2 separate regions of the Mus musculus genome follow, and region 2 is linked to region 1. The links are chromatin contacts, found by Hi-C or POLR2A ChIA-PET in ENCODE. All regions are on one chromosome and are shown on one strand. Each heading gives the region's core, a stretch centred on a gene start or an enhancer-like site at or near the end of the contact. The rest is flanking DNA. Distances are from core to core; before and after follow the strand shown. Region 1 overlaps Ece1 (endothelin converting enzyme 1). Region 2 holds the start of 1700095J12Rik (RIKEN cDNA 1700095J12 gene).

Region 1 (6,019 bases), core at 253-2,752:
CCTGCTTAACTGCCTGATAATTCTAGGCACCAACAGAAGGCTTGTGGCTGGAGGCACATTCAAGGACAACCAAGTTTCAGAAACTTCTAGAACCAGGCATGATGGCACAAGCAGTGTCCTTGGAGGCCAGGAGAGTGTGTCTGGCCTCCCGGAAACCAGAGTTATGGATGGCTGCGAGCCGCTATTGGGGTGCTGGGAACCAAACCAGGTCCTCTGTAAGTGCGGCAGTGCAGTAACCACTGAGCTATCTCTCTCCAGCATCCTTCATTCCAAGCTTAGTCCTTCCTTCCTTCCTTGCATCTCACCTCAGTATAGGGCAGTAGTTCTCACCCTTCCTAATGAGGAGACCCTTAACACCTCATGGTGTGGTGACCCCCTACCATAAAATTGTTTTCATTGCTACTTCATAACTCTAACTTTGCTACTGTCATGAATCATGATGTAAGTAACTGTGTTTCCTGATAGTCTTGGGTGAACCCTGTGAAAGGGTCATTTGACCCTCCCACACACCACAAGTTGTGACCCACAGGTTGAGAGCCACTAATAGAGAGATGGGATGTCCCAAAGGCAGTCGGATGACTTAGGAAGGTGCCATGTGAGAGGAAAGTGCCTCTGGCTCTGAAGTTCCTGTACACCCCCATGATGGGCCACACCGGCCTTTTCCCCCCGGTGAGCTCACCTGTGCAAATCCTAGGAAGAAGAGCTGGTTGCTGGTGAGACCCAGGGTGGGCAGCGTCTGCTCAGCTCCGTTCTTCTTTACCCAGTTCTGGTACGCCTGCGAGGACAGAACAGCAGAGTTTAGACATGACACCGCACGGATGAGGGCCGCCACCGTGGAGGAGGTTTAGGGGAAGAGGGGCATGTCTGGGAGTTGGCTTCCTTCTGTGTTCCCATTCAAAAGGGGATGAATTCAACCCTATGGCCTAAAACACACACTCAACCATGACAGCTGTCAAATGCATGCTTTCTGCTCCAGCCTCTTTCCAGATGTGTTTATCGTAATGCTCCCAGCCAGATACCCAAGATGCATCTCAAACTCCACACGGCACAAATGGGATGACAGCTCTCAGCTCTCTCCATTCTCACCTACACACACCACACACACACACACACACACACACACACACACACACACACACACACACACACACACACACACTTAGAGCTTCCCCATCATAGTCAACAGCCCTCTTGTTCTCCCCGCAGCTGCTTGAGCCCAAAGGCTAGATAGAACTCTACAGTCTTTGATTCCTTCAATCAAACCAAACCTCCCAGATCCGACCACGTCACCCTGCCCAGGCACCTCTTGTCTGACTGGTTACCCTGACTCAAGTCGATTCTTTCCCAAGTGGAGGCCTCTGTGAGCCTTCCCAGGTGGTTGTGCCTGATTTCCTTGAGAGCTGGGGACAGGAAACCTTCCACAGCTTTGTGGGCGGGGTCCCGGCTGTACCCACTCAGCCGCTCATAGTTTAAACTGGAGCCACAGATAACACAGGAACGACGGGCATGGCCTTGTTCCTCGGAACCATGGAAACAGTGGGAGGGCTGAATGCTGCTTGAAGGCTGCGGCCACAGCTCCTCCACCCCCCCCCCCGCTCCCTGCCACCCACCTTCTAAGAATAATTATCAAAATTTCTTTTAGATGTATTTACTTTTATGTGTCTGAGCATTTTGCCTGCATGCATGGGGTTGTGAGCCATCCCATGGGTGCAGGGAACCAAACCAGGACCTCTGGAAGAGCAGCTGTTGCCCTTAACTGCTGAGCCATCTCTCCAGCCTGTTGTCCCCGCTAAGAACCCTGTCTTCAGGGCAGAACTGAAGCTCCCCGCCTCAGCTGCACGAGTTCGTATAGCTCTCATCCGGGCTACTTGCCAGCTCAGCACCCTCATTCGACTCTGCCCCCGACTTCTTCCTGTCCCTCAATGTACCAGGCTGGGATCCATCTCGTGGCTTCTGCATTTGCTTTTCTTTGTACTGAGACGATGCCCCCAGCTTTTCTGCCTCTTTTTAGAATTCAGGCACGTCCAACCTGCAGCCTGTGGTGTTAATGATGCAGTGATGCAGCCCCTGACACACAACCATACGCTCACTTAACACAGGAGGCTGTGTGGGTGTGTGTTTGACAAGGTCTCAGCTAGCCCAGGCTGTCCTTGGTCTTGCTCACCATCATCAGGCCTGGTTTTTACAGAGTACCAGGGATCAAACCCCAGGCTTCATGCATGCCAGACAAGGGCTCAACCAGTAGGGTTTCACCGGCAACCAGATTGTTTTGTTTTGTTTTTAAAGATGTACTTATTATGCATGCAACGTTCTGCCTGCATGTACACCTGCTCACCAGAAGAGGGCACCAGACCTCATTACAGATGGTTGTGAGCCACAAGATGGTTGCTGAGAATTGAACTCAGGACCTTTGGAAAAACAGCCAATGCTCTTAACTGCTGAGCCATCTCTCCAGCCCCAGATTGTTTTTGAAACTTAATTGTGCAGGGTTTTTTGTTTGTTTGTTTGTTATTGTTTTTTTACATTTCATGTGCATTGGTATTTTGCCTGCATGCCTGTCTGTCTGAGGGTGTCAGAGCCTCTGGAAATGGAGCTGTGAGCTGCCATGTGGGTGCTGGGAATTGAACCTGGGTCCTCTGGAAGATCAGCCAGTGCTTTTAAGCGCTGAGTTAAAAGCACCTCTGGCCCCCAACTGTGCAGTTCTCAAGCATGACATTTGTTGGCAATAACATCATGTTGTAATGTCAAAAGGTCTCGGAGATCCCCGGTAGGCCATAATTCAAATGTTGTCCCTTCCAGAAGGCCAGGCTTGGGTCCTTAGTCCATCGCTGGCCCCATTTAGTGCCTTTCACACAATCAATAGCAGACAGGCTCTCCCTTCTGTCACCAGGCTTTTCTTGCCTGACCTCGGCCTCTGTGTATGTCACAGGCTCTGTGAGAGCAGCTCCCACCTGCCAGCTTCACTCTTGGGCCTCAGACACAGCACAGGTGGGCAGAAGGCTCTCAATATATACCTGCTGACGGACAGAGGCTAGGCCAACTTTGATATACTTCTGAACTCAGTTCCCGTATCTGCAAAATGGAGATGAGATGCCAACACCAATTCTTGAGCAATGCTGGCGACCTGGAGTCTGCTCACAGCACGGCCCAGTAAACACTGCTTTTCTGAGTGTCTATTCTTATGGTCACAGCTAGGAAGATCCTCTGTATTGCCCTCTGCTAGGTCTACACCTTTTCCCAGTCTGTTTTCTCTTCTACTTAACTTAACTGACATCTCAAGAGTGCCTCTCTGGGTCACCTGTGGGTCCAAGTCACCTGGTTTCACCTTCCCAATGGCCTACCAGTCAGGTGTTAACAGTTTTCAGTCACACAACTCAGGTGAATCATGCCAGTCCCAGGACTCGAACCCAGAACCCTATCAATGCCCCTGCTGTGATCTACATGTGCAGTGTCCTCCACTGGTTCATGTTTGAACACTTGGCTGCCAGATGGTGCAGCTCTCTGGAAAGGTTGTAAAATCTTTAGGAGGTAGCGTCTCACTGGAGGAAGTGGGTCACTGGGGGCGGGCCTCCAGGCTTACAGCCCAATCTACTTCCTGTTTGTTTTCTAAGTCCTGTCTGCAGAGGGGATGTGACCAGTCAGCTCCCCCCACCAAAAAAAAAAAAAAAAAAAAAAACAGACTATATCCCCCGCTGCAAACCAGAACTCAAAGTATTTTCTCACAATGAAAAAAGTGGCCGCCAGGCGTGGTGGCACACGCTTTTAATCCCAGCACTTGGGAGGCAGAGGCAGGCAGATCTCTAAGTTTGAGGCCAGCCTGGTCTACAGAGTGAGTTCCAGGACAGCCAGGGCTATACAGAGAAACCCTGTCTCCAAAAACCAAAAAACCAAAAAAAAAAAAAAAAAAAAAAAAGAAAGAAAGAAAGAAAGAAAGAAAAAAAAAGAAAAAAGTGGCCAATACAGGCCCCCTCCTACCCAGAGCCCCACTTCTGGAAGGAATGGCCAGGCTGTGCAGCAGGCCCGATCCTTCCCGTGTCTCAGGAAGACAGGTTTCCAGCAGGAAGCCTTCTGTGGGCTGAGCTCCTAAATTCACTATTTTCTCAGTCGGCACTCAGCCACTCCATCCTGAGAAGCCCAGGGGCGTGGAGCTTCTGCCCCGATCCTCTCTGCCGACGAGACACTTGAACAGACTCAGACCCAGGACAGTGCCCATGAGGAGTGGACGTACCCGGTAGGCCGCCTTGAGTCCCCCGTTGTCGGCAATGTTCTCCCCGAGGGTGTGTCGACCGTTCACGGGCTCCCCGTTCACGCTGTAGTTGCTGTATTGCTGCACCATGCACTCCGTCTGCTGCTTGAACGCCTCCACGGACGAGTTCTTCCACCAGGGTCGAAGGTTCCCATCCTTGTCGTACTCCCGACCTGTGGATGACGGAGGAGAGTGGTCACTCAAGGGACCCACTGATGCTCCTCTGGGGTATGTGGATGGGAGCGACTCATGGAAAATTCAAGGGCACAGAGGACCAGGGCTGGCCTTTTTAAAAAGAGATTTATTTATTTTATGTACACGAGTACACTATAGCTGTCTTCAAACATGACAGAAGAGGGCATCGGATCTCATTACAGATGGTTGTGAGCCACCATGTGGTTGCTGGGATTTGAACTCAGGACCTCTGGAAGAGCAGTCAGTGCTCTTAACAGCTGAGGCATCTCTCCAGCCCCAGGCTGGCTTTTAATACTGGGCCCTGACCCCAAGGAATAGATTCCCAGCCAGGGCTGCCAATGCCAGGACCACAGGTAGGACCCAGCCTTTTCTTCTGGGCTATGGGATCCCCCAGGCAGGAGGCAATGCGTGGGATTCTGGTAGTTAGCTAATGATGAGGCCTGACTGCCATTTCTCTGAGGAGATAAGTTTCTAGAATGGTAGAGAACTGTACACTCCCTGCCGAATACTACTGCCAACCTCTAAGCAAGAGCGCTCTCCATACTCAGGGGCTTTGGAGTAGCCCCTGACCTTTTCACTGATACATGGAATCCTCATATTCGTGGTATAGATAAGAAAAGAGAGGTGTGAACATGTGAGGAGACCGGCTGAAGCTCATTCCACCAAGCTCTGAACACTAATCCCTCTGTATGACTCTCCTTCGAAGTGAAGGGAGGAGGGGCTGGAAGCAGGCCAGTTCTATCTGAATGCGCCCCCCCCCCCAGCAACCTGTACCTTGATCATCGAAAGCGTGAGTCAGCTCGTGGCCCACTACGACACCAATGCCACCGAAGTTCAAGGCGCTGGAGAAGGAACATATAAGTGAGGGTGAAGCCAGCTATAGGACCCAAGACATAGCAGCGACCTGCAAGGGCTTCTGGGAATATGGCTCTTGGAGATAGCTGGAGGCTGGACAGAGTTAGTTACACTCAACTGTGTCCTCTGGGGGCCAGGCATGTGTCTATGTCACTCAAGAGAGTTGGGTCTTAATACTCATGAACGGACAGAGAGGGTGGGGCCACACCAGCCTCTGCCGAAGTGTCACACAGTATATATCCAGTCTGGGATTCAAATCTGGGGCCATGGCTTCCAAAGCCTGTCTTCAGGGGACACAGGCAGAATGTCTGCTCTCCAGCTCCGGGACCCTGACTCTGTGACATGCTCCTCCCACACCCTCTCTGCAGAGTTAAGAGCGGTCAGGAGGGGAGGACTGGGGCCACAAAAGCTGCTTCCCAACTCCAGGCCTTCTAGGTCTGGGCACCAATGGCTCAAGGAGACCGGCCGGTTAAACAGTCAGTTATGGGCTCTGGGCCAGACTGGATTGGGGATTGCTGAGGCTGGGGAGTGGTTGGGCTAAGACATAACCTACTTGGGTGAAGAGCGGGTATAAAATGGCGCCTGCAGTATTCCAGCTGGAAACACGATCTCGTTCTTGGTGGGCGAGTAGTAAGCGTTCACCATGGGCGGCGTCATACTCCACCTGCAAGCCACAAGCACACGTGAGCTCTCCCGCAAACCTGCTGGAAGGGGAGGGGGACG
Region 2 (5,187 bases), core at 1,458-3,957, 180 kb before region 1:
CTCTTCAGACACCAGAAGAGGGAATCAGATCTAATTACAGATGGTTGTAAGTCACCATGTGGTTGCTGGGAATTGAACTCAGGACCTCTGAAAGAGCAGTGCTCTTAACCGCTGAGCCATCTCTCCAGCCCCCTTGTGCAAACCGAACTACTGAATTTCCTACATATCCACTCCACTAAATGTTGTTAAACTGTAAAGTTCATATTAACATTCTATTGGTGGGGAAGTAACTTTTCTCTATGACAGACATAACTGAAACTTAAAATTAAAAACTTAAAAACATAATTTAAACTTAAACTAAATAGTAAAAACCCATAAAAATGCTAATGGGACAAAACTAAGGATTCGAGCCATTCAATTAAGACCATTTAAGAAGCAGATGACCAGGGCTGAAGAGATGGCTCAGAGGTTAAGAGCACTGACTGCTCTTCCAAAGGTCCCGAGTTCAAATACCAGCAACCACATGGTGGCTCACAACCATCCATAATGAGATCTGACACCCTCTTCTGGGGGTATCTGAAGATTATAATGTTGCAAGACTGATCACACTGTGAGGTTGTGTTAGTTACTGAAAAGCACTATTTCTAGTTGTGGTGCCCTTAGCACACACCTTTAATCCCTCTGGCTGGAATACAGATGCCCTTAGTATACACCCAAACAATGAAGGGAAAGTTACTTTGTAGAAAGAAGCACCCATGTCTAATTGAGCAGCACACACAAGTGATGAATCAGAGAAAGATTTGACAGAATAGGATCTGCCCGACTCTCATGAGAGAAGAAAGGGAAGCTATCTGAGGGAGGGTGCAAAAAGGAGAAAGGAGGCAGTTTGTCAGGGCAGTTGTGCAGAGACAGGGTGAAGACAGACCAAACCAGAAAACGAGAAGGAGCCAGAAGATTAGATCACATTGCCAAAGTTAGTATGAGGTCAAGCAGAGCAACTCAGTCAGAGGCTGAGAGAGAAGCCAGATTGAACCAGTCAGCTTGCAGAGGAGTTTGAGCCACAAGAGCTGAGTTTAAGCAGTCAACAGATATCAAAAAGAAGTAGAAAGGGTGAGCTTATCAGCAGGAAGTGTCCGAGGCTGGACCACTCTAGATCTGGATAAAATTGTACAGAGGCTAGAAGCTCCCGGGACTAGGCCTAGGTTAGCAAATGGAGGCAGTAAGCCTCAGCGAGGACAATTATATCAGGCTAATAAAAATTACGTTTATGGGCCTGGAGAGATGGCTCAGCAGTTAAGAACACTGACTGCTCTTCCAGAGGTACTGAGTTCAATTCCCAGCAAACACATGGTAGCTCACAACTACCTGTAATGAGATCTGACGCCCTCTTCTGGTGCGTCTGAAGACAGCTATAGTGTACTCATATAAATAAATCTTAAAAAAAAAAAAAAAAACTTACGTTTACACCAGAGTTCAATTCTTAGGTCCCACAAGGTGGAAGAACACATTCTCTCACAAGCTATGCCCTGACAGCCACATACAGCGTGTTGCACACTCACACAAAATAAGCAAAATGTAAAAAGTAAGAACAGAATAAAATGTTTGACTAGCCTATGGAAGTCCAAAGTATTATAAAATCCAACAGGTTTGCAATTTCACACCCACAACAAGCCCGGCAGGGTTTATCCAAGCCACTGACTGGCAGGTCCTAGAACCTCAACAGTCTCCGCCTACAGCTACAGGCAGTCACGTGTCTGCACTGCCCTAGAGAACCCATGCTACATCTCCATCCCTGGGAGGTGTATTTTTATCAACCCTGTAACTCAGAGCCAGAGGCTGCCTCCATAGCTCCACCGTCTCTCTTGTCACAATGGGACTCTTCATGCAGGAAGGAGCCTGGCTCTAGTAACTACCTGCCTGCCTGTCATAAAGACCCAGATTCTGCTTTTCATTAGAATAAAAGCAACTGACAGCTGCTGAACCTTCCAGAAGTTCAGATGAACTAGGTTGGAACATGACAAGACGGCTGAAGACAGAAGAAATACAGTTTAGGGGTATGGCACATGGAAGCTGTGGTAGTAGAATTTCATGTTTAAGACCAGCGTGGACCCAGGGAATTCAAAGCCATGGTGGACTACACAGAAAAGGCTTGTTGCAAAAAGCCAACCGCCGCTACTGCTGTTACCACTGACGGTAATTCCAGCCAATTGCTATCGGCACAGGATGAAATAAGGAGCCACAACGTCAAACTGATTTTTTATTCATATTCACTCCTTCCATAGACGCAAGCAGAGGGCTCGAGGCACTAGGACACCGAGCCTGTCCTTGCCTTTCAGTCGAGAATTGGAGTGGAAGGCAGGGCTGCAGTTCTCGGCAACTTGGCCCTCTCAAGTCCAGGCTGCCCGAGGGACTCGGTCCAGCACTTACGTTTGTTCAATGATAAAACTGTTTTTGCTGCTTTTCTGTATTTCTGGGATTTTTTTTAGATTGTGAAGAGATTTTACTTTTTCACCACAATCTGATAATGAGAATGAAGAGAGTACGGCTGCCAGCGGAGAAAGTATGAATTACAAGAGGCCCCTTCTCTTCCTTTCAAATCACTGCGGACTCTGTGACTGATCCTCCAGTTTGAAGACAGTGTGCACAGAGTCCAGGGCTCAGGACACAAGTGACACAAAACTGTGTTATGTGCTTTACCACGGCTGAGGTGGGACCAAGGGCATTGTCACAGGCTTATACATAAACAGAGTAGAATGTTCCAGTAATGGAATTCTCTGGGAGTTCCCACCCTAGACACCTGGGCTTCCCCCTCCTCTTCCCATAGGGCTTCTGTTCACATGAGGTCTCTTCTCAGCCCCTGCCCTTCAGTTGGCACTATACCAGCGTCCTCACATTCCCAGGCCTCGACTGGGTTCCTTTTGGCTGCGGACACACCCTTGACATTTTGGTTTTTTCACTTTAGAAATTCCCATAGGAATCTAGAAAAGAAAAGCTGTCAATTTCTCTAGGAAACAAGGAAAAGCTGAGAGAAGAGAACTACAATGGAGTCTGTGGGGCGACGGTGCGCACCTTTGATTCCAGTACTCGAGGGGCAGAGGCAGATGGCTGGCTGCAAGTTCTAGGCTGGCCTGGTCAACACAGCAAATTCCACGACAACCAGGGCTACAAGGTAAGACCTTACCAAAACCAAACAAAACCAACAAGCCCCCCAAACCACCAACCAAATCAACCACACACACAGTGAAGCCATGAATGAGCCTCGAGAATCAGGCCAGAGAACCAGGCCGACGACGTCGACGCACGGATGATGGATCACTGGGAAAGACAGAGAGAAGAAGCTACCGGACTCGGCTGAAAGGCAGGACTTCTGCTCTCCCAAAAGCAGCCAAGTAAGCACACTGAGTTTTCCCTCGTTGCTTCACCGTTACTGCTCACAGGGCTGTCGGACGATGGCATCCGAGGGAGCTCGGTTGGTACTTGCACTAACGGCCTTCAGTTTACATTTTACTTCTAATCTTAGCGTAATTTCCCCTATCATTTGAGTTTAATTTACTTTTCTTTTAATTGTTTCTGAAGGTGGATGCTGAGGCCAACAGAATGAAGATACTTTAACAATATATTCAATTAGTGGTTTTAATTTCCATATTAATATCACCTTTGCAGTGTGCTATGCACAATAAATCTTCGCCCAAAATGTTCATATGACATTGACCCCTATGACTCAAACCTTTGTGTGGCAAAGTGCCCTTGATTATGTGGTAAAATGAAGTATCTTTGGATGAATAGGAAACTAGACACCATGTAATCAAAAGGCCTTTTGGGGTTGGGAGCGGGGGGGGGGGGGAAGACACGACACAGTTCAGTTGTTAAGAGCCCTGGCTACTACTCTAATAGAGGACCTGAGTTCCCACGTGGCATTTCCAGGGAATCCAATATGCACACACACATACTCACATACGTACGCAAAACACCAATGGATTAAAAAAAAAAAAAGGCCTTTTTAAGTAGAGGAAGCAGGAGAACTGAGGGAGATGTGAGAAGGGGCCTGGCTGGCAAGGAACTGTGGTGAGAAGGCAGGAGAACGGTGGTGGGGTCTAGATGCCTGTAAAACAGCAAGCAGGGATTGATGAACAATAAAGCAGCTTTTTATTTATGTGCATACTGTGTGTGCCATGTGTGTGCAGTGCCTGCAGAGAGCAGAAGAGATGGTTTGGTCCCCTGGAGCTGGAGTTACAGGCATTTGTGGGGTACCGGGCTTCTTTCTTATTTGGGATCCAAACTCGGATTTTCTGGAAAAGCAGCAAGCCCTCTTAACTGCTGAGCTACTTCTCTGTGAGGTAATAAATATGCCCATGATCTGGGCAGTCGACTGCTGCTATCACATGAGGAGACAGCTGAGAACATTTACTGAAATGTATGTAGTTGTCTGTTGTGATGTTCAGCGACTTGGCGTGCTGGGAGAACACTGCACTCATGCACGCTAACAGCATGCCCAGATATTAGATGCTTTATGATATACACATGTACACAGCATTCCTTTTTATGAAAAGAAAAAGTCTGTGCACCAAGTAATGAGTTCCAAGACACAAATGTCAACTAGAACAAACAATTGTAACTAATGCCCATCCCAACTAAGCCCCCCACCCCCACCCCCACCACCGTGAACTTCGTCTGCAAAAGTCCTATGGATCATCAGAGCAGACAGGCACACTCACCCATCTGTACACTGCACAGGCTAGCTGGGCAGATGTGTCCCTTTTGCCTTATTTGTTAAGGAAACTCCTCCTGGGGCGGAGCTATGGCCCAGGAGGTTAAGAGTGCCTGCTCTCACAAACCTGCAGAACGGAGGGAGCACCCGAATACTGGGCCAGGCATCCCACAACTGCCTGAAACTCTAGCTCTGGGATTTGGTGCTCTCTCCTGGCCTCTGAACACTCCAACAAAGCTAAACACACCTCATCCCTTTCATGTATGCATTCTGCTAAATACTGCCCAATTGAGCTTCCCAAAAGGTAAGCTTACATTCCATTTTACACGAGACTTCTTGCACTTCTATTCTTGCAGGTGTTCAAGAATGTATTTATTAGATTATTGACTAAAAATATCAGAAAGTGAGGGGGCTAGGCATGTCTTTAATCTCAGCACTCTGAAGGCAAAGGAAGGTGGGTTTGTGAGCTAGAGGTCTGCAGAAGTTCCAGGATAGTCAAGGCTACAGAGATACCTTGCCTAGACAGACAGACACGCGTG

The links. Hi-C counts contacts between places; a loop is a spot of excess contacts on that map. ChIA-PET counts read pairs that join two places held with the same protein, here RNA polymerase II (POLR2A).
Region 2: a loop to region 1 is called in a map of mouse trophoblast stem cell, with 2.6 times the contacts of the local background. The contact joins the promoter of 1700095J12Rik here to the enhancer-like site in region 1. A Hi-C loop is called at or near these places in 1 of 37 maps with a recorded cell type or tissue (mouse trophoblast stem cell). POLR2A ChIA-PET finds 5 or more read pairs at or near these places in 1 of 5 experiments (embryonic stem cell).

Annotation. Positions count from the first base shown.
Region 1 is chr4:137,956,399-137,962,417 of GRCm38, reverse strand. It overlaps Ece1 (endothelin converting enzyme 1), which reads right to left. Exons shown (of 19, transcript NM_001369179.1): 15 at 5,850-5,960; 16 at 5,216-5,283; 17 at 4,229-4,419; 18 at 680-775. Among named protein-coding and RNA genes, the nearest start is that of Eif4g3, 34 kb to the left of the region's middle. Within about 2 kb of position 1,502, at least 1 of the 3 ENCODE cell types and tissues checked has a DNase peak (open chromatin) inside an H3K27ac peak, as active enhancers do.
Region 2 is chr4:138,136,038-138,141,224 of GRCm38, reverse strand. 1700095J12Rik (RIKEN cDNA 1700095J12 gene) reads left to right here and starts at 2,707. Exons shown (of 2, transcript NR_126429.1): 1 at 2,707-3,329; 2 at 3,517-3,645. The region is part of intron 12 of Eif4g3 (eukaryotic translation initiation factor 4 gamma, 3); the gene reads right to left.